Regions from separate parts of the Homo sapiens genome. Here region 1 is linked to region 2. The links are chromatin loops, found by intact Hi-C in ENCODE. Cell type or tissue: B cell. All regions are shown on one strand. Links, peaks and the distances in the headings refer to the core of each region. The heading gives the core; the rest is flanking DNA.

The links. Hi-C counts contacts between places; a loop is a spot of excess contacts. Peaks named below come from ENCODE experiments on the same cell type or tissue, not always from the same donor. Only the 100,000 strongest peaks of a DNase experiment are listed, where the experiment ranks them.
Region 1: a loop joins it to region 2, with 9 times the contacts of the local background. A loop is called at or near these places in 3 of 110 quality-filtered maps.

What each region holds. Positions count from the first base shown.
Region 1 is chr7:93,092,196-93,102,222 of GRCh38, forward strand. SAMD9 (sterile alpha motif domain containing 9) reads right to left here. Exons shown (of 3, transcript NM_017654.4): 3 at 7,323-10,027. The coding sequence ends at 9,133. Among named protein-coding and RNA genes, the nearest start is that of SAMD9, 21 kb to the right of the region's middle. RefSeq lists an enhancer at 715-764. In B cell, for the core only: no CTCF peak of the experiment used is centred there; no DNase peak of the experiment used is centred there.
Region 2 is chr7:93,143,498-93,153,524 of GRCh38, forward strand. SAMD9L (sterile alpha motif domain containing 9 like) reads right to left here and starts at 4,888. Exons shown (of 5, transcript NM_152703.5): 1 at 4,697-4,888; 2 at 3,386-3,649; 3 at 1,888-2,543; 4 at 1,235-1,336. RefSeq lists an enhancer at 4,088-4,187. In B cell, for the core only: no CTCF peak of the experiment used is centred there; DNase peaks (open chromatin) are centred at 2,014, 4,064 and 4,924; H3K4me3 peaks cover 3,656 bases; H3K27ac peaks cover 5,315 bases.

The sequences.
Region 1 (10,027 bases), core at 824-8,823, 51 kb before region 2:
TATTTGGTTTGAATATGTTTTGTGTTCTTTGATCTTCTTGTACCTGGATATTCATATTTTTTCTCATAAGTTTGCAAATTCTTTGTTATTTCTTGGAATAAATTTTCTATCCCAATCTCTTTCTCTATATCCTCTTTAAGGCTAATAACTCTTACATGTGCCCTTTTAAGGTTATTTTCTAGATATTGTTGGCATACTTCATTTTTTTTTCTTCTCTGGTGGTATATTTTCATATAACCTGCCTTTGAGCTCACTAATACTTTCTTCTGCTTGATCAGTTCTGCTGTTGAGATATTCTGATGCATTTTTCAGTTTGTCAATTAAATTTTTTAGCTTCAGAATTTCGGTTTAAATTTTAAATTATTTCAATTTTTGTTAAATTTCTCTGATTGAAAATTCTGTATTCCTTCTCTGTATTATCTTGAAGTTCATCATGCTTCCTCAAGACAGCTATTTTGAATTCCCTGGCTGAGGTCACATATCTCTGTCACCCCAAGGTTGATCACTGGTGGCTTATTTAGTCTTTCTGATGAGATCATGTTTTCTTGGATGTTTCTGATGCTTGTGGATGTTTGTTGATGTCTGGGCATTGAAAAGTTAGGTGTTTATTCCAGTATTCACAGTCTTGTCTTGTTCATGCCAGTCTTTCTTGAGAGGGTTTTTCATGATTTCAAAGGGTATTGAGTATTGCTACTTAAGCCTATGGTTACTGCAGTCATTTCAACACTAGGGAGTGCCCTAAGCCCAAGAACACTGAAGCTTTTGCAGACTCCTAGATACACAATCTTGGTGGACTTGGGGAAGATAAAGGAGAATTCCCTGGGTTCCTAGACAAAGTCTCTTACTCTCTTCCCTCTCTTTTCCTTAAGCAAAAGTCTCTCTTTCTGCACTGGGCCTTCTGGAACTGTTGGAAGGGTGACATGGACACTCCTATGGCCACCCCAGCAGGCACTGCTCTGGGTTGTACCTGAAGCCCATTGTCTCCCAGACCAGCACAGTTTTGGTGCTTGCCCAAGGCCCATGGCCACTACTGCCTGGCGGCCACTGATGTTTACTCAAGGCCCACAGCCACTTTAGTCAGCAGGTGGTGAATCCTTCAAGGACTAGGTTTATCCTTGGTTCTCTACACTACAGAGCCAAACCATATCACCAGGTCACTTTAGTTGGCTGGTGGTGAAGCTGGCCAGGACTAAACTTTCTCCCACTGAGACAGAGAATTTCTCTCTGACTCAGGGCTAGTCTAAATGCTTCCTTCATGGACACTGGCAGAATTCTACTTGGTGTTGTGTTCCACCGTGACAGAGTGGCATTGAGTTCAAATGCAAAGTTTCACACTCACTTTGCTCTTTCTCCTTCAAACACACAGATTATCTCCATACATTGTGCTGCTGGGGTTCGGGGAGGTGTGGTGTAGGCAATGTAAGACTGTCCTTCCTACCTTCTTCAATGCCTCTTTCCTTATCAGTAGGTTAAAACCAGGTACTAAGATCACTCATCTGATTTTATGTTCTTATGAAGGTGGATTTTTATATGAACAGTTGTTCAAATTGCTGTTCCTGCAGGGGGATGATTGCTGGAGGGCTCTATTCAGCCATCTTGCTCCTCCTCCTCCTCCAAATTACAGAATTTAAACATTCTATAATTAAGTTTGTGAGGCCAGGCATGGTGGCTCACACCTGTAATCCCAGCACTTTAGGAGGCTGAGGCAGGTGAATTGCTTGAGCTCAGGAGTTCGAGACCAGCATGGACAACATGGCAAAACTCTGTCTCTACAAAACATACAAAAATTAGCTGGGCACAGTGGCATGTGCCTATAGTCCCAGCTACCCGGGTGGCTGAGGTGGGAGGATTGCTTGAGTCCGGAAGGCAGAGGTTGCAATGAGCTGAGATCATGACACTACACTCAAGCCTAGGCAATGGAGCCAGACTCTGTGTGTGTGTGTGTGTGTGTGTGTGTGTGTGTGTGTGTATCTATATATATCTCAAGTCTGTGATTCTTTTAGAGTTAATTTTTGAAAAAGATGTGAGATTCAGGTTGAGGTTCATTGTTTGGCCTATGGATATTTAATTGCTTCATACCACTTATTGAAAAGGTTATCCTTTCCCCATTGAATTGCTTTCATATATTTGTCAAAAATCAATTGAGCTTATTGTGTGGGTTTATTTATGGAGTCTCCATTCTATCCCATTATGTCTGTCCCTCTGCCAATACCACACAGCCTTGATCACTATAGCTAAATAATAAGTCTTGGAATCTGGTAGACTGGTTTTGTCTACTTTCTTCTTCCTTTTGTATGTATGTATGTATGTATGTATGTATGTATGTATGTATGTATGTATAATTTTAGAGGCAGGGTCTAGCTCTGTCACCCAGGCTGGAATGCAGTGGTGTAATCATAGCTCCCTGCAACCTTGAACTTCTGGACTCAAGTTATAATCCCACCCCAGCCTCCCAAGTAGCTGGGACCACAGGTGTTTCCCACCACTCCCAGCTAATTTTTGAAATTTTTGTAGAGAAGGGGTCTTACTATATTGCCCATGCTGGTCTCAAACTCACGGCCTCAAGCAATCCTACTGCCTCAGCCTCCTCAAACATTGGGATTACAGATGCAAGCCACTGTGCCTAGCTAAGACACACACACACACACACACACACACACACACACACACACACACGTCTTATATAGAGTGACATATATATAACATGTGATATATATATATGAGTCACTCTCACAAACAGACTGTTATATCTCCCAAATAAACACACACACACACACACACACACACACACACACACACACAGCGAGAGAGAGAGAGAGAGAGAGAGAGAGAGAGAGAAAGCATGATAGCATGATTGGATTCTGGTAAGAATGAGAGAGCTATCAAACTGGGATGAAAATCTGACCCAAGTGAAGGAGAAGTGAAGCATCCTTGACTTACTAGATCCCCAATTTTTACTCCTAGGCTTTCTTTCTAATAAAATCTTCACACATTTAATCCTTTCTTGGTATCTGCTTCTCGAAGGACCTGGAGTAATAGATTGAAAAAAAACCTGGTGAAAAGGGGAGATAAAGTGTTAACCTTAGAATTTTTTGTAGCATTCCCAAGGGAATGAGAAAAATAATCTACAAACATAAAACAACAACAACAACAACAATTAATAGTAATAATAAAAGCATTAGTGCAAGAAAACACAGTTGAGATACAAGGGATAGAACTCTCTATCTCACTGCCTACCTTGGTCAGTTTACATACCATGTTCACACACCTTTGAAAACCTGCCACATGATTCAAGGTATGATTGAAAGGATAGCCCCTGTTTTGGAGCTTAAAGTTCTTCTAAAACATACACAAAACTTCCATAAATTGGAAACAGATATGTATTGGGAGTAATAGTTAAGAACGAAGACAAAATTAAATCAGTTCTGAAGCATATACCCATTAAATAATTCCCTGTAAGTCCTCTTCAACTGCTTTCTTAAAAAACAGGAAGAAGTTCAGGTGAATGGACAAAGACTAAAATCAAGTTAAGATGTCACTGTTATCACTTTGGAATAGTGAAAGAAATTTGCTTTTTAAGGTCATGTGTCAATGCCGTTTAAGTTTCAAACTTAAATGGGTATTGGAGATGGTTGTAGGAATTAAAGAGTTTCAGGGATACCATGCTTGGATATCTTGTTTGTCCCTCCATATACGCTCTCCTCTTTTCCATACCTTGCTGATCGGTATGAACTGTATCAGTGGGCTCCCTTGTCCTCTAGTTTCTGGTTGAATTTGAACCAATGGGAAGCACAGGCAAGAGATTAAAGAGAGGAAGAAGAGTAAAATTATATTATTTATTCCCCTGGGCTTTCTCCTTGTGGGGCACTTCAGGCTGGCTGCATCCCTCCACTGAAGGTCACAGTTCCTATTAAGCAGTCCTCTCCAGAAAGTGCCCTCACCTTACTCCCACCGCCATCCTGCTAACAGTTCCCTTCTCTTGCCCTTCAGGAATAAGGATAGTAGGTGCTCCTCACGCTACTAGCTAGTCTGAGGGCACTGTTTTATCCCTTGAGACTTCCCTACTCCCTCTCCACACTTTCGAAAATAGTTCCTTTATTAAACTCTCCTCAAAGGACTACTTTTAAATGTGTCATCTGTTTCTTGCCAGGATTTTCACTTGAAGAGCATGAACTTAAATGAATCACTAAAATATGGGATTAGATTATATTTACTTCAACTAGGAAGAAATGGTGATAGCTTATCACTAAAGGATAGATTTCTGGATTTCAAACTGAACAATTCCCTTCTTCCACTAATGAAAGGAAATGCACTTTTTGACTTTCCTGAGTGTTCTCAGAGGTGAGGTATGACTTTCAGGCCATATTGGATGCCATAGAATTTAAAACTTGGCTATGATATTATGATGGTGGTGTACATACATATTTAAGTTTTAAAAATACATAAAAGAACAGAGAACAATAGTATACACACTTTAATTGGAGATTAGCTTCTTGACAATAAAGTGAAAAATCTATAATTATTTCAGTGTATATGAACTCTTTTTTTTTTTAAGCACATTTTAAGTTGAGCAACAGGGAGACCTTTGGAGGAGCAAGGGATATAAAAATAATGAGGAATTAAATAATTTTATTGTTCTTAGAGAAATAAGTCAAATAATCTTCACTCTGGTATTACTTTCTGAGAGCTTTTTTCTTTCTTTTTTTTTTTCACATCCTAAATAGCCAGAAGCAAAATTTGGCATGCTATAGTTTCTAAACTTCTTTTGTTGAGGCTACCATTTGTTTTGGGACTGTTGATAAACATTTTCTTTTTCAACGCTGAGTTTGGAAACTATCGTGTATTACAGTGACCTAATTAGTGGTTTCCAAAGGGACAGTTAACAAAAATTCTGATGTCTTTCCACCCTAGGTTGTATCTGAATTGGGAAATAGAATGTGCAACTTGAAAAGACCTTCAGGAGTTCTGTTCAATTGAGAACTGCTGGCCTGTGAAAGAGAAAATCAATATTTTAATCTCACCTTCTGTTATGGTCTGAATGTGTCTTCCCAAAATTTATATGTTGAAATGTAATCACCCTCGTGATAGTATTAAGAGATCGAGCCTTCAGGAGGGGATTAAGTCATAAAAAGTTCAGGGAGCTGCCACAGGGATGGGGCTACACAGAGAGCCCCTACTAGGGCAATTTCTATTGGAGCAGCAGGAGTGGGGCCACTGCAGAAAGGCCCCACCAGGGCAATGCCCAACAGAGTTATGGAGTTGGGGTCACCACAGAAAGCCCCCACTGTGGCAATGTTTAGTGGAATTGTGGAAGCAGGATGATCTCTGAGATCCCAGACTTGTAAAGCCACCAGTGTGCAATGTGCAGTGCCAGCCTGAGAGAGCCTCAGGCACTCGACTTCAACCCCTAAGAGCTGCTGCATGGGCTGCACCCAGCAAAGCCATGAAGGCAGTGCTGTCTGAGGGATTGGGGGCCCAACCTCCACTCCAGTGTGTGCAGAAGGCACGGCATGGAGTCAGAAAAGATTATTCCCAAGCCTCAAAACTTAATATTGTTTGCTTTGTGTTTTGGACTTACTTGGGACTTGGGATCTTCTTTCCTATTTTTCCCTTTTGGACTAGGAATGTTTATCGTATGCTTGTCCCACCATTGTAGTTGGAAGCACATAACTTGTTTGATTTTACAGGCTCACAGCTGGAAAGGAATTTGCCTTATGAAGAGTCATACCTTAAGTCTCACCTGTAACTGATATAGATTAAACTCCGGACTTTAGACATTGGAGCTGGTACTGGAACAAGTTAGACTTTTGGGGCTACTGGGATGGAATGAATGTATTTTGCATATGAGAAGAATATAAATTTAGGGAGTCAAAGGTAGAATGCTATGGTCTGAATATGTTTCCCTCAAATTCATAGTTCTAAGGAAATATAAAACTAAATAGGTAAAGAGAATTATGATAGATTAAGGTGCCTGTTAAATTGATCCTGCACAATTCAGGAATTTTTAAATTTTCAGAACGAAAACTCACACACATTTATTACACTGGTGTTCTTTGGAAAAGTGGGTCTGAATTATTATAATATGAAAATTGACTTTTTTTCCTGTTAAAAAATGTTAAAATTTAACTTTGGCTCTAAAATGATAAAAATTAGATACCAAAAGAGGTGATGAACCAAAATGCATATTTTCAAAGTAGGGCGTTCAAGAACCAATTTGACAATTGACCTATAATAAAGACATAATAGAAGAGTTAACTGCATAGAGCGGGGGTCAACAAACTTTTCCTGTAAAGAGCCAGATAGTAAATGTTTTAGACTTTGTGGCCCGTAGGGTTTCTGTGGCAGCTACACAGCTCTGTTGTTGTAGTGCAAAAGCAGCCACAAACAATACTTCAACAAATGAGCAGGGCTATGTTTCAATAACACTTTATTTACAAAGACAAGCAGTAGGCTTGATTTGTCCCAGAGGCTGTAGGTTGCCCACTGCTGGCATTGAGGAAATAAGGGCTTATGAAGAGGTTCTTTTGGAGAAAGTTCTCTCATACCCCTATGAGAACCTTCTCTCAAGCCTTGAGAGAGGGGGCCTTCAAAAGGTTCACTTGAAGCGCTTTACCTGTGTCCCTCCGAATTTACAACACATGTTGTTCCCCAAACTGGAAATTACCTTCACTCCCTACCAATGGCAGAACAAACACCCATAAGTGTTTCCTGTTCCCCAAGGCAGGTCACGGGGGACAGAACATCTGCCTAAACTGGCTTAATTTGAGTTCAAAAGAATCACCCCAGAAGGCAGGAGTCCAGAAGATACAATTCTGTGCAGAGTGAACTGAAACCTGGGGCAGACTGGGAAGTGGCTTCAGAGAAAAACGTGACTGGACATTCTAATTGAAACTCCGTTTGACCAGAGGATTTCTTTTACATTTTAAAAATTGAGCTGAAATGAAATGAGCCAGGCACAGAAAGACCAATACTGCATGATTTCAGATTGGATGTGGAATCTAAAAAAGCTAAACTCATAGGAGCAGAAAGTTGAATGGTGGTTTCCAGGGTTGTAGGGGCAGTGAGGGAGGTAGTGGGAAATGAGATGTTGGTCAAAGGGTACAAAGTTTCAGTTAGGAGGAATAAATTTTGGAAATCTATTGTACAACACAATGATTATAGTTAATAATTATTGTACACTTGAAAATTTTTAAGAGAGTTGATTTTAAATGTTCTCATCACACACACAAGCAGGCTTGAGAGGTGATGGATATATTAATTACCTTCATTTAGTCATTTCACAGTATATATCTATATCAAAACATCAGGCTGAACGCCATAAATAATATACAATTTTTATTTGTCAATTAGAAAGTAACAATAAAGAGTGAGCTTATAAGTTATGGAGTTAAAATTTTATGCAGAAGCAAGGGAAAATCTTCCTCCAGTGAAAAAATTCTAATGAGATTTTGAAGACAGAAACAAATCACATTTTTTTTGTTTTTGTTTTCTAAATGTTTTACAAGAGAAAATTTCAAAAGCATAATCAGTAAGAGGGAGAAAAGTGTGCTGAATTCCATGTATCCAGCTTGCAGCCATTGTTAACTCAGGACTAATCTTGTTTCGGTTCTACTTCCCTTTCACCACCCCCACACCCCAAACACAAAATTACTGATTCTAGATCATGTCATTTATTTACAAATACTTTAGTATGTATCTCTAAAAGGCATGAACTCTTTAAAAAACATAACCATGGAATCTTCAATAATATAGTACCTTAATATCCTCAAATATCTAGTCTGTGTTCAAATTTTTCTGATTGCCTAATAATTGATTTTAGATTTTGCTCAAATTAGGATCTAAAGTCTATATGTTGCCCTTTAGTTGTTAAGTCCCTTATAATGTATAGATTCCCCAACATTTTTTTGGTCCTTTGCAATTTCTTTCTTTTTTGGTTGAAGAAACCAAAAAAGAAAACCAGGTTTTTGTCCTGTGAATTTCCCCTTTCTGGATATTGCTGATTGCATATTTGTGGTGGTGTTAGTAGGATTTTTTTAAAATTTCTTTTGAATTGCAAATAAGATCCAGAGACCTGATCAAATTCAGGTTTAATTATTTGGCAAGACCATGTCACGGGTGATGTGTGCACTCCTATAGTACTTCCAGGCCCATAATGTCTGGTCTTCCTCTGTGATGTTAATATTTATCAGGATTTGGGACAGTTTGATAAATCCATTAGAAATTTTTGTTTTTTAATCAGCTTTCCACTTAATGGTTTTGGCAGCCATTGATGACTGCCCATATCCATAATTTTATTAGGGGAAAATTACATTTTGATTACGTATCGCTGGTTGTTTTTGTTCAAAACATAGGTTGTATGTTAATCTGCCAGTACATTGGCATCTTCTGGATGAGGGACTCATTAGTCTTCTCACAAGAGTCCCTTTTGTTCATTAGCTTGTGGAATTTGAGTGTCTGTATGTTTTTTTTTTAATTGTTTGTTTGGAGGGGAGTTGATAAGCTAATTAGCTATAGAGACAAATTTCATTTTTGCTTAACTGAATCTCACTGCATGAAAAGGCAATCTAATTCTCCAACCTACTTTGGTAAGGTCTGATGACTTCTGTGGGCATGACCTTCAGAAGACTGGTTGGTCCTCTGTTTTGGAAGATCCTTGAGTGCCAAGCACATGATACATTGATGATCTGCTTAGTAAGAATAAATGTTGCTCCTCAGTTTGAGAGGTTTTTGCTGTCTTTGAGAAATATTTTCCCAGACATTCTAATGTCTAAATGCCATTTGAGTAGACAATCTTCTTCAATCCATGCCTGGTAAGTAGTGGGGTTCTGTGTAGCCAGCTTATTACACTAACTTCTCCTGACTCCAGTCATAGCTCCTTATTATTTTGTCATCAATGATGTTAACCAAACCAAGGAACATATTTGCTACTTTTCATATATCTCACTCCTTCCTTTTTCACTATTGTCTTTGTAGAACTCATAACATGTTTAAGAGGAAATTAAATACTGCATGTACAGATCTGAAGAGCTAGAGGCTGTATCTATAACCTTGCCGGTTTAAAGCATAGATCTTGAGTCCAAAAAAATTAAATGGGTACTGAGATCAAATTCTTGGAGGAAGAATATCAGGCTCTTAAACAATTTCAATGTCATAAGCAAGTGGGCCTCCAATGGAAAATCCCAGGTAAAAAGACACCTTCTCTATGCTTCTGCCACTTCTAAGTTGACCTAAAAAAGCGGGAGTGATGGGTATTGTGATTTTTTCATTGATTCCATATTCTATATATAAACAATTGTTTTCAGCTCGACCTTGTAAACGAAGCAAAAGTTCTTGGACTTTTTCCTCCTTCCACACATCTCCACTCTGCCACAAGGAATTAATATCTGGTGTCTTCTTAAAGCACTGGTCAATTTTTCCTTTGTGAACAAGTCTTTCCAGTCTTTTACCTTTTCCAAGAAAGAAATATGCAATTGGTTGCTTTGTACGATGCATATGTTTATATTGCCCCTTGAAAGAATTTTTTAGTGCTTGAGCATACTCTTTCATTTGTTCAGAATGTTGATCTAGTTGTTGATTTTCTGGCCAGAATAAGAGGGAAGCTAGAAAATACGGTTCTGAAAACTGATAAGTCAGTCCTATTGGTTGCAAGACTTCTCGAAGCTGATCTTTTAGTTTTTCAACTGGCTTTACTAATCTGGAGGTAGGTTGGATACAGGAGAGAATAATGTTGGCCAAGATGAAATTTAGCTTTTCTTTTGACTGGATTTTGACAGTGCATTGTTCTAAGAGAAAAGTATATTCGTTCACTATACATTTCATAGTGCTTATAGCATCCTCTTGACTTTTGATAAGATATTCCAAGAGCCCAGAAAACTTGTCTGCTTTTAAAGCTACTAGGTTTCTCCTGCATCTCTCTACTTGAAGTGGCTCACTGAACTTTGATCCAAGACCTGTGTTGTTTTGTGATTCTTCTAAGAGACAAAATATATCTACATATTTCTTAAAATATCCAGCCACCTTTCTCCGA
Region 2 (10,027 bases), core at 665-8,664:
ACCTCCTCACCACGGTCACCTTGCTTCCTGTTTAAACCAGCAGAATTGAAGGAATCCAAAGAGAGCTTCTCCAAACTCCTGAAACCACATCTACCTACCGACCTGCTTCTTCACTTTTCTTCTGTTACTACATCATGTGTTAGTATGATAACATATAACATAAAAATATTTCTCAGCCAGAATTCCACCATTTCCCATTGGTAGCTGAGAATATATTTAACAACTTGAAGCTATTATGTATTCAATATTACTTTCATGTGAATTTTGCCCTCTGTCAATTATAAGCATCTTATATGATCTATAATCCATAGGTAGTTGGAACTGTTATTTAATTCAGGTGACAGTGATTTGGGCAAAAGTCTTTAATAATGCTTTGACATAACCCTTTGGCTCTTTCTGTGACTTAAACCTTACACCCTAGACTGCAGGCATAGTTTTAAACATGAGGGCTTTCATGTTTAGCAAGAAGCTACACAGTGTGTATAAAGGTGGAGGAGTTGTGATCAGAAAAATGATGTCACGATTAAATTATGTCTCCTCTCAGTGAGCCTGTTTTCCCACTTATAATATAGGAAAATTGGACCAGAACTAGTGTTGTCTTAGCTATTGCTTGTTTTTGTTCTGCTTCTTCAAATAAATGCACCTGAAACCACTGTATCTAACATGGATAAAGGTGTAGCTGCTCTGGTTGGAGCTGGGCAGAAGACCTTCACCTTAACTCTATTCTGTTCTGGGATAATTTTGAAACACAGAGTTCTCTTTATTTGTACACTGGGCCCTCCCTATCAGTGGGTACCACATCTGTGGGTTCAATCAACCACAGATTGAAAATATTTGAAAAAAAAATTGCATCTGTACTGAAAATGTAAAGACTTGTTTTTATTGTCACTATTCCCTAAACAATAAATACGGTATAACAACTATATAATATTACATTGTATTAGGCATTATAACTAATCTAGAGATGACTCAAAGTACACGGGAGGATGTGTATAGGTTATATGCAAATACCTTGCCATTTCACATTAGGGATTTGAGCATGTACAGGTTTTGGTATCTGCGCAGGTCCTGGAATGGATCCCCTACAGATAATAAATTTTAGGATCTACTGCCTAAGGACTATTATTTTTCTCTCTTTAGGGACTAAGCAGGAAGGATCAAACTGGCCTGCCCTTGGCAAGCTCTGGTGCTCACCATCATGTCTAGGAGGCTGGGCCTCACTGGGCTCACTCACCTCACTGGGCTCACTCACTCACTTTCCGTGCCTCCGGGAAAGGATGCTCAGAATCCCAGCTGCAGCCCAGCAGGCCCACCCCTGCTCTGATCCTCTGTGTAGCTGAAATCGCAAAGCAAAAGTTAGTTTTATTTTCTTGAAGTGCAAGTTCAAATTATGTATTTCCTCCCATAGTCTCTATACAAGCTAGATGTGCATAAAAGTCTTACATAAAATGATGGCTAAACCTTGGAGGATTTTATTCTTTAATTAAATGTAACTTATAGGACAGAGTATGGCATAGCTGCACATGGCTACAATTTTCTACATGGTTTTGTATGCTTGGATTCCTGATCTCCTGGTCTATGTTTTACCCAGGTTTTTTAGCCTCACCCCAGAGCTTTCCACCTCTAGAAATATGCTGCACCGTCACCATGCTTGCTGGAAAGTTTCTTGTTTAAAAATTCTGCAATCAGCACAAGTTACATCTATTGATTCTCATATAAAAATAGTGATATTTCTCATTCCTTTTAAAATGGTTTCATAAGAAATAGCTTATGCACACTTGCAAGTATGTTCATTTTCAAAGTTCTGTTTTACTTTTTATAATTAGTTTTTAAAGATAGCTTTTAAAGAGAGTTGATTAAACAAGACTTTAATGATTAGAAACTTACCAGGGCTTTTCTGAAAACTTCTATCTTTATATTAGAAACATAAAATAAGTCTTCATGAGGCTGTTTGATCTGGATCCCTTAGATTAGTTCCCCTTTCTTGATAATTTGCAAGAGTCACGTTCTGGAAAGCAGCTATGAGGAAGCAGAGCTGTAGGCAGAACAGACTTGGTCCTTGTTCAGTTTGCCGGAGGATATACTTGTTGAGAACGTATTGCATAAAACAATGATATCACAACCAATTAAAATGCAATAGACTGGACTGCTGCTGAGGAAATGTTTATGAAACAGATTTTCCCCCCAACTTTCTACTATGAAAATGTTTGAACATACAGAAAATTTGAAAGAATAGTGAAAAGAATACCCTTCTCCTAGGTAGCATCTCTTTGTGTACTTACTTCTAAGAAAATAAATAAAACTCAAAAAGTATGTGACAGGTACACTTTATCTCTCTTCCAGCATTCCACATTCAATGTGGAGCAAATCCTATGGGGTGTATCTTCAAAATATACCCAGCATTTGACTACCTGACACCACTACCACCTGGTCCAAGCCTTCCTCATCTCTTTCCTGGATTATAGGAATAGCTTCCTTGCCAGGTTCCCTCTTGCTGTTATTGATCTCTTCAGGGACTTCTCAAAAAAGCAGCCGGAATGACCCTGTTAAAATGTAAACATCATATCAATGTTGTGTCCAACCCTGTCTGTGGCTTTCCATCTGACAAGGCCTCACACAATCTGGTACCCTGCTAATCCTCTGATATTAGGTCTTTTATTTTTCCCTCTAAATCTGGCCCAGTCCCCTGACCTCCTCGTTGCTTCCTGAAGGAAGCACCTGCCCCTGTTTCCAGCCACTACACTTGTTTTCCCTTCCTGGAATGTCCCTGGATACCAGCAGGGCTCACTCTTTCACTTTGTTGAGATCTTTTGTCAAATGTCACCTTCTCAGCAAGGCACTGTTTGGCCAGCCTACTGAAAACTTTATCCCACCTCCCAACATTTCCTATCCCTCTTCTGGCTTCATTTTTTATCTACTTAGGACTTACAAGCAGCAAATATTTTATATATTTTAACCTATTTATTTTCTGTCCAACCCATTATTCTATGCACTCCATAAGGACAAATTTCTTTACATTTTGTTCATTATCTGGCATTGCCTAGCACATAATAGCTTCTTAACAAAAATCTGTTAAATGAGTAACACATTTTCTTAGAGTAGTTAAAAGTAATGAATATTTGAAAGGCCTTGAGCTACCAGTGTCTGTGGGTCAAAGGACTTCCTCATTTTCCTAGGGAAATTATTTCGCTTGGCTGGAACTCCAGGTAGAAATCTGGGGAAATCTCTTTACTGTGCTACCCGTTAGGCCAGAATGAACTCCAGCTTCTATCATCTGGTCACAAATAATGAAAAGGAAGTTTTTTTTTCAAAAGGAAAGCAAAACAAATGAATATATTTTCTCCTGCAGTTTTTGTAGATACCCTAGTTACAGACTACACCTTACCAACTTTCTGCTGTGTCACTCACAGTCACCGAATGAGGCCATTTCTCACACAGCGTTTTCCCTGGAGGAGGTCCCTTTTGACTCTAGGTCCCCAGTGTCTTAAGACCTTTGCTGTTTTCACCCTCTGCCTTTGCTGGGAAGCTGCTCTTCTGGCAAGGGGCTTACACTTTCCACAGACACAGTCTGCTCGGGTGAGATGCAATACCTTCTTTTAGCTGGTGTCCTCTTTCAGAAATTTAACCAGCCAGTCTCTCTCTGGAAATGCTAAAGATGGAAAAAACAGACTCCAGATTTTTTCTTTCGTTTTAGCCAGTACAATTTTAAGAGCATCTGGATGTATGCTGTTGGAACTAAGTAACAATCAAAATGACCATGATTAGTGTGGACAAATTTTGTGATTGCCTTGACTTAAGTCTTGGCTTTCTAGGGGCCCTCAGTGTCCTGTTTTGAAACAATTGTGAAGACAAATATTATCTTTAGCAACGTTGGTTATTGACAAAGGAGTTGCAGGTTGGCATCCTCAACACTTCAGTTTTCTCTCTTTGATGCTCAGCAAGAATTTCCAAGTCAGCAAACTCTCAGGGACAAGCCCACCCCATCTTTGAGAGACCCTCAGCAACACCGCTGATATCCATGCCCTAGGGAGGTGTTCTGCTCTGCAGGATTCTTAGAACTGATGTAGGGGAAACACACTTCAGAATCTGGCTGTAGCCCAGGAGAGCTACCCACACCCTCCTTGCATAGTCTGGCAGACAGAAGCCACACAAGCAAGTTAGTTTCGTTTTCCTGAAGAACACTTTGCATTTTTTTTCTTAGTTTTCAACCAGATTGCTGGATAAGATGTATGTGAATGAAATACTTTAATAGAATAATATTTAGCCTCTGCAGAGTATTAACTTTGATAAAATGTAAAAGTTTTAATAACATCTTACGTTATGAAGACAGAATTTTGTGTAATTACACAAGATCACACGTTCCTTTAGAATCTTCAGTGCTTAAATTCCTGACCCTGTTTGCATCGTTTCTCTATCCTCTTTTCCAAAGCCTGCCTGCCACAATCAGAAACCCTCCCACTATCCTAATTACACTTAATGGTATGTTTCTTTTTAGAAGAGCACTTACAAAGTTATTATCAGTTAAATATACTGACATGTATTTAATCCATTGATTTTTCTAATTACTCTAGTATTTTTATAAGTAATCGTTTATGTACAAACATATATTTATATAAAAAGTACAGCTGAAGTTTTAAAAAATAGCTGTCGCCTCAAAAGCATAACAAATAAAGGTTTAATGATTCAGTTTACTTACCAGGATTTTCCTGAAAATGTCATCGTTTTATATCAGAAACTTGAAACAGGCCATTTGAACTTTTGCTGTCTCATTCCTCTTCTGATGGCTAGGAGACATGAAGTGTAAGGATCCTTTTTTAAAAACTGAGGCATTAAATTGTGAAGTCTTCTGTTCTCCCAGTACTCTGACTTTCTGAGGGTGTGTCAGAGTGCCAGTTGAGAAGCAGGAGGAAGTTGAAGTATAGACAGTTTCAGTTTTGCTTTAGAACATTCTTTTTTCTTGAGTTTAGAAGGATCTGAAATGTTTTTTAATCAATAACATTACCAAAAATATCAATAAATTTGAATCACTGCTTAGAAACTGTTTACCAGGCAGATTTTTAAGTTATAAGAGTTAAGGAATAAGGAAACAACAAACAAACAAACAAAAAAACCCAGTGACCCAAAAAACTACCTACAGGACAAAGAGAATGGAAATACCAGGGAGAAAATTAATATGTCAGTGCAATCTAAGTTCCTGTTACTGGTTGAATTGTGTCCCCCAAACATTCATATGTTAAAGTCCTAATCCTCACTCCCTCCAAATGTAACTGTATTTGGAGATAAGGTCTTTCAGGAGATAATTAAGTTAAAATGAGGTCATTAGAGTGTCTGTAATTGAATCTGACTGTGTCCTTGTAAGAAGACGAGATTGGGACACAGACACATACAGAGGGAAGACCATGTGAAGACACAAAGAAAAGATGGCCATCTACAAGCCAAGGAGAGAGACATCAGAAGAAACCAACCCTGATAATGTCAGAGACATTCGAACCAGAGTGACTCCATTTTGAATGAGGGCTACGAAAATGAGGCTGAGACTTGCTGGGCTGCCTTCTCAGAAAGGTAGGCATTCCTAGCCTCTAGATGTTTATGATTAAGGGAGCAAATTAATAATATTTACTAAGCAGACCGTGACTTGGGAGTGTCCAGATATCCCAATATCTGGAGAACAGAGGCATTCTTAATTTTGCTTTAAAGAAAATAATATTGATTCTTGCAAAATACACTAATTAAGAAAATTAATTCTTTATCAGAAACCCTTGTAGCAAAACACATCTCTCCATATATACAAGCATTGTACCTAGGGTGGATGTGTTCCTCCTCTTACTTTCGGGAACGTCCTACTCTGTCTGTGGAGTAGCTGTCCTTTTACCACTGTACTTTCTTAATAAACTTGCTTTTACTTTGCACTGTGGACTCGCCCTGAATTCTTTCTTGCATGAGCTCCAAGAACCCTCTCTAGGGGTCTGGATTGGAACCCTGGTCCTGTAACATTTCTGGCAACCATGAGGGACCGATACTGAAGAACCTCCCCACCAACCCAAAGGAAATGGACTATAGCACTGATTGGATGACTTTGGGTAAGTGGTGGGGTACCCGGGTAAAGAATGGGATTGGGTTAGAGGCCCAACTTAGGGGAATTAGAGTCTCTCCGAAGACAGGGTGAATTAGAGACCCCTGTTAATAAAAGGCAAAGATGCTTGACTGACCTCGGATTAGAGGACCAACTTAAAAGGTTTAGAGTTCCTTCTAAGATTTAGGGGGTTAGAGGGCCCTCTCAGTAAAGTCCCTCTCTGCTAAAAAAGGGTTTGGCACTGCAGGCTATGCACTTTGTATTAATCTGCCTTGTCCTCCTTGCTGCATAAATCAATTTCTTGGTTGCTGTCTGTGTTTCACTGTCATTTTCGGGAGACTTTATCTAAATGGTCTTAGGGATTTTAACTTACTCTTTTCCTATGTGCCTCCTGATTTCCATGTGTCTGCTCTTGAAACATTGGGAACAAAAAGCATTGACGGCTCCGTCTTTAAAATTGCTGATTGAGATTTGGTATTCAACAGCTATGAGCAATAAAATTAGATTATGTTTTGTTGCTGCTATGCCGACTAGGTGTGATCGAGAAGCACTAGGATGGAAATCAGGGGACTCTGATGTTTTGTTTCACTTTGCACACTAAAAACACTTCTTTCCTTTCTTGCATTCAGGCAAACCGGCTTTGCTTGTTCAATCCACACTGTCTCTATTGCCCAGAACCTGCTTGCTCTGGTCATTCCCATCTAAATCCTCTTCATTTCCCTTGCCTTATTCAACATTTTTGTCAAAGTCCATGTTGTGGTTTATCTAAGATTCATGACTCAGCTCACTTATGTTATTTGGATAATGTGAATCATGTTTGATGAGAGGAAAAGAGGAAAAAAAGCTAGACATACTAGATGATCCTTTAATGCAAGCAACCTTGGTTCAGCAGGCAGTTTTGGGTGGAGCAGAACCTCCTTCTGTCAGCTCTGAAGGTTCAGATGTGTCTGTCCTTTCTCCCTCTATCCCCTTGGAGAACCCTTTGTCCCATCCTCCTTACCCATCTAGCCCCACTCTATACCCACCACTCCCTGAGGAACTTAGCCTGGTGAGTACTACCCCTAGTGGAGCCTCCTATCAACCTCCAAAGGGAAACCTTTGTCCACTTAGAGAGGTGGCAAATGGGGAAGAAGGCACTGTGAGAGTACATGTTCCCTTTTTTTTTTTTTGTCTGATTTGACTCTATGTAAAGAGAAGTTTGGTGATTTCTCTGAAGACCCAGGAAGATTCATAGATTAATTTGAGAAATTAATTCTGACCTATAGTTAACTTGGCAGGATCTCCATGTTTTGTTGTCTCTGTGTTGTACAGTGGAAGAGAAACAATGCATTTTGGGGACAGCTAGGGCTCATGCAGATGAGGCATTGGCTAACAACCCAAACCATAATACATATCAGGCAGGAGGTAGAGCAGTTCCAGATCAAGATCCAGAGTGGAACTATCAAAGGGGCAGTGACAACTTGGGGAGGAGCGATCATATGGTCACTTGTTTGTTGGAAGGGATGAAGAAATGTATGAAAAAGCCTGTTAACTATGAAAAATTAAGGAAGTTTCTCAGGACAAAGATGAGAATCCAGCTTTGTTTCAAGGGCATTTAGTTGAGGCAATTAGGAAATATACTAACACTGATCCTGCTTCAAGGGAAGGACAAACCCTTTTGAGAGTACATTTTATAACCCAGTCTGCCCTTGATATCCATAGGAAACTAGAAAAAGCAGCTATGGGTCCCCAAACTCCCATATGGAACAGCTTTTGGATATGGTATTTTTAGTTTTCAATAACAGGGACAAAGCAGAGGAAGCAGAAGGAGTAAGAAGGACCTCCCACAAGGTGCAGCTCTTGGCTGCAGACTTAAGCTTACCTCCCACATGGGGTTGCCCTCCTGGTTCTTGGCCTGAACAAGGGAAGCTGAAAGGTGGGAAGTCAGAGTCACCTTGCCTTGGGCATTAATCAGTGTGCACACTGTAAGAAAACTGGCCTTTGGAAGAGGGATTGCCCAGTGCTCTGAAGGGAGCCATTGGCACCTGAAGCAATGATGGCTGAAATAGCCAGGCAAACCCAAGAGTGACGGGGTCTGAGACTTTCCAGCACAGCTCCCATCAGACAACTAGTTATTATCTCTGGAGAAGCCTTGGGTAACCCTTGACGTGGCAGGTAAGAACATTAACTTCCTTCTGGGTTGCTTATTCTGTTTTGACCCATTATAATGGGTCTCTGTCACCCCAGAACTGTATGGCCATGGGGATAGATGACAAGCCCATAGATGCCATTTTACCTATCCTTTAAGCTGCTCTTCAGGGACCTTGCTTTTCTCCTGAATGCCCCACCCCTTGTTGGGAAGGGATTTGTTAACTCAGCTGCGAAGAGTACTATCTTTTGGAAATCATAAGGCAGACTGAAATTGCTCCTTCTTCTTTCCTGTGAGTAAATATCAGCCTTTGTTGCTAAACATCCTGATATAACACTTAAAGTATGCCATATGTTGAATCCAGCTACCTATTTGCCTGAACCCACAAGTATCGTACATTATTCTTGTATATAAGTTATGCTGCAAGTTTACTCCAGCTGTCCAGATTTAAAGGATAAGCCTCTAGATAATCTTGAGGCAGTATGGTTTACAGATGGAAGTAGCTTTGTGCACCAGGGAGATGGGAAAGCTGGGTATGCCGTTGACAGTCAACACGAGGTAATCGAATCTCAGGCCTTACCAGCTTCTACCTCAGCTCAAAAGGCGGAATTAATAGCTCTTATTAGAGCCCTGCAATTGGGAAAGGACTTAAGAATTAACATTTCACTGATTCTAAGTATGCCTTCCTGATACTTCATGCTCATGCTGCTATCTGGAAGGAATAGGGACTCCTAACTGCTAAGGGTTCCCCTATAAAACATCACTTAGAAATTCTGGGCCAGGCACGGTGGCTCATGCCTGTAATCCCAGCACTTTGGGAGGCTTAGGAGTGGGGATTGGGAAGGGGGGGGGGTGGATCACTTGAGGTCAGGAGTTCGAGACCAGCCTGGCCAACATGGTGAAACCCCGTCTCTACTAAAAATACAAAAAAAATTAGCCGGGCATTGTGGCAGGTGCCTGTAATCCCAGCTCCTCAGGGGGCTGAGGCAGAAGAATTGCTTAAGCTTGGCAGGTGGAGGTTGCAGTGAGCTGAGAAAAGAGGCTCTTCCCTTAGTGTGACTAAGGGAAACTCCTTTGCAGATGCAGCTGCTAAGGCCACAGTGTTAAAGGAGCCCCCAGCCATGATAATAACAGAACCAAGATATATTAAAGAGGAAGAGGAATGGACTGAAGGTCCATTGAAGGTCAGGGTTTAATTGAAGATCATTCTGGCTGGCTTATCAATGATAACAAACTGTTGACACCAGGTGCTAATCACTGGAAAATAGTTAAGCATTTGCATGACTCTACTCATTTGGGAAGCGATTCCCTGTATCAATCAATGTCACAGCTTTTTGTAGGAAAAGACTTACTTAAAACAGCAAAGCAGGTGACTCAGGCCTGTGAACTATGTGCCCAGAATAACCCAAATAACCGATCTTTACCTCCTCCTCTAGTAAGGCCTGTTCGGCACAGAGAAATGTACCTTGGTGAAGATTGGCAAATAGACTGTACTCAGATAGTCCAATGTAAAGGGTTTAACTATTTATTAGTATTCGTTGACACCTTTACTGGTTGAATTGAGGCTTTTTCTATCTGGTCTGAAAAGGCAATTGAAGTTTCTAAGCTCCTACTAAAGGAAATAATTCCCAGATTTGTGCTGCCTAAGAGCTTACAGAATGATAATGGCCCATCTTTCACAGCAACAATTACCCAAAACACATCTTCAGCCCTATGAATTCCTTAGTAGCCCAACTGCAGCTAAACTCCTGGGAATAAACAGCTGGGTCCACTTACCTCAAATTAAACCTGACTCTTACGAAGTCCCACAGACCTGTGGAACACAA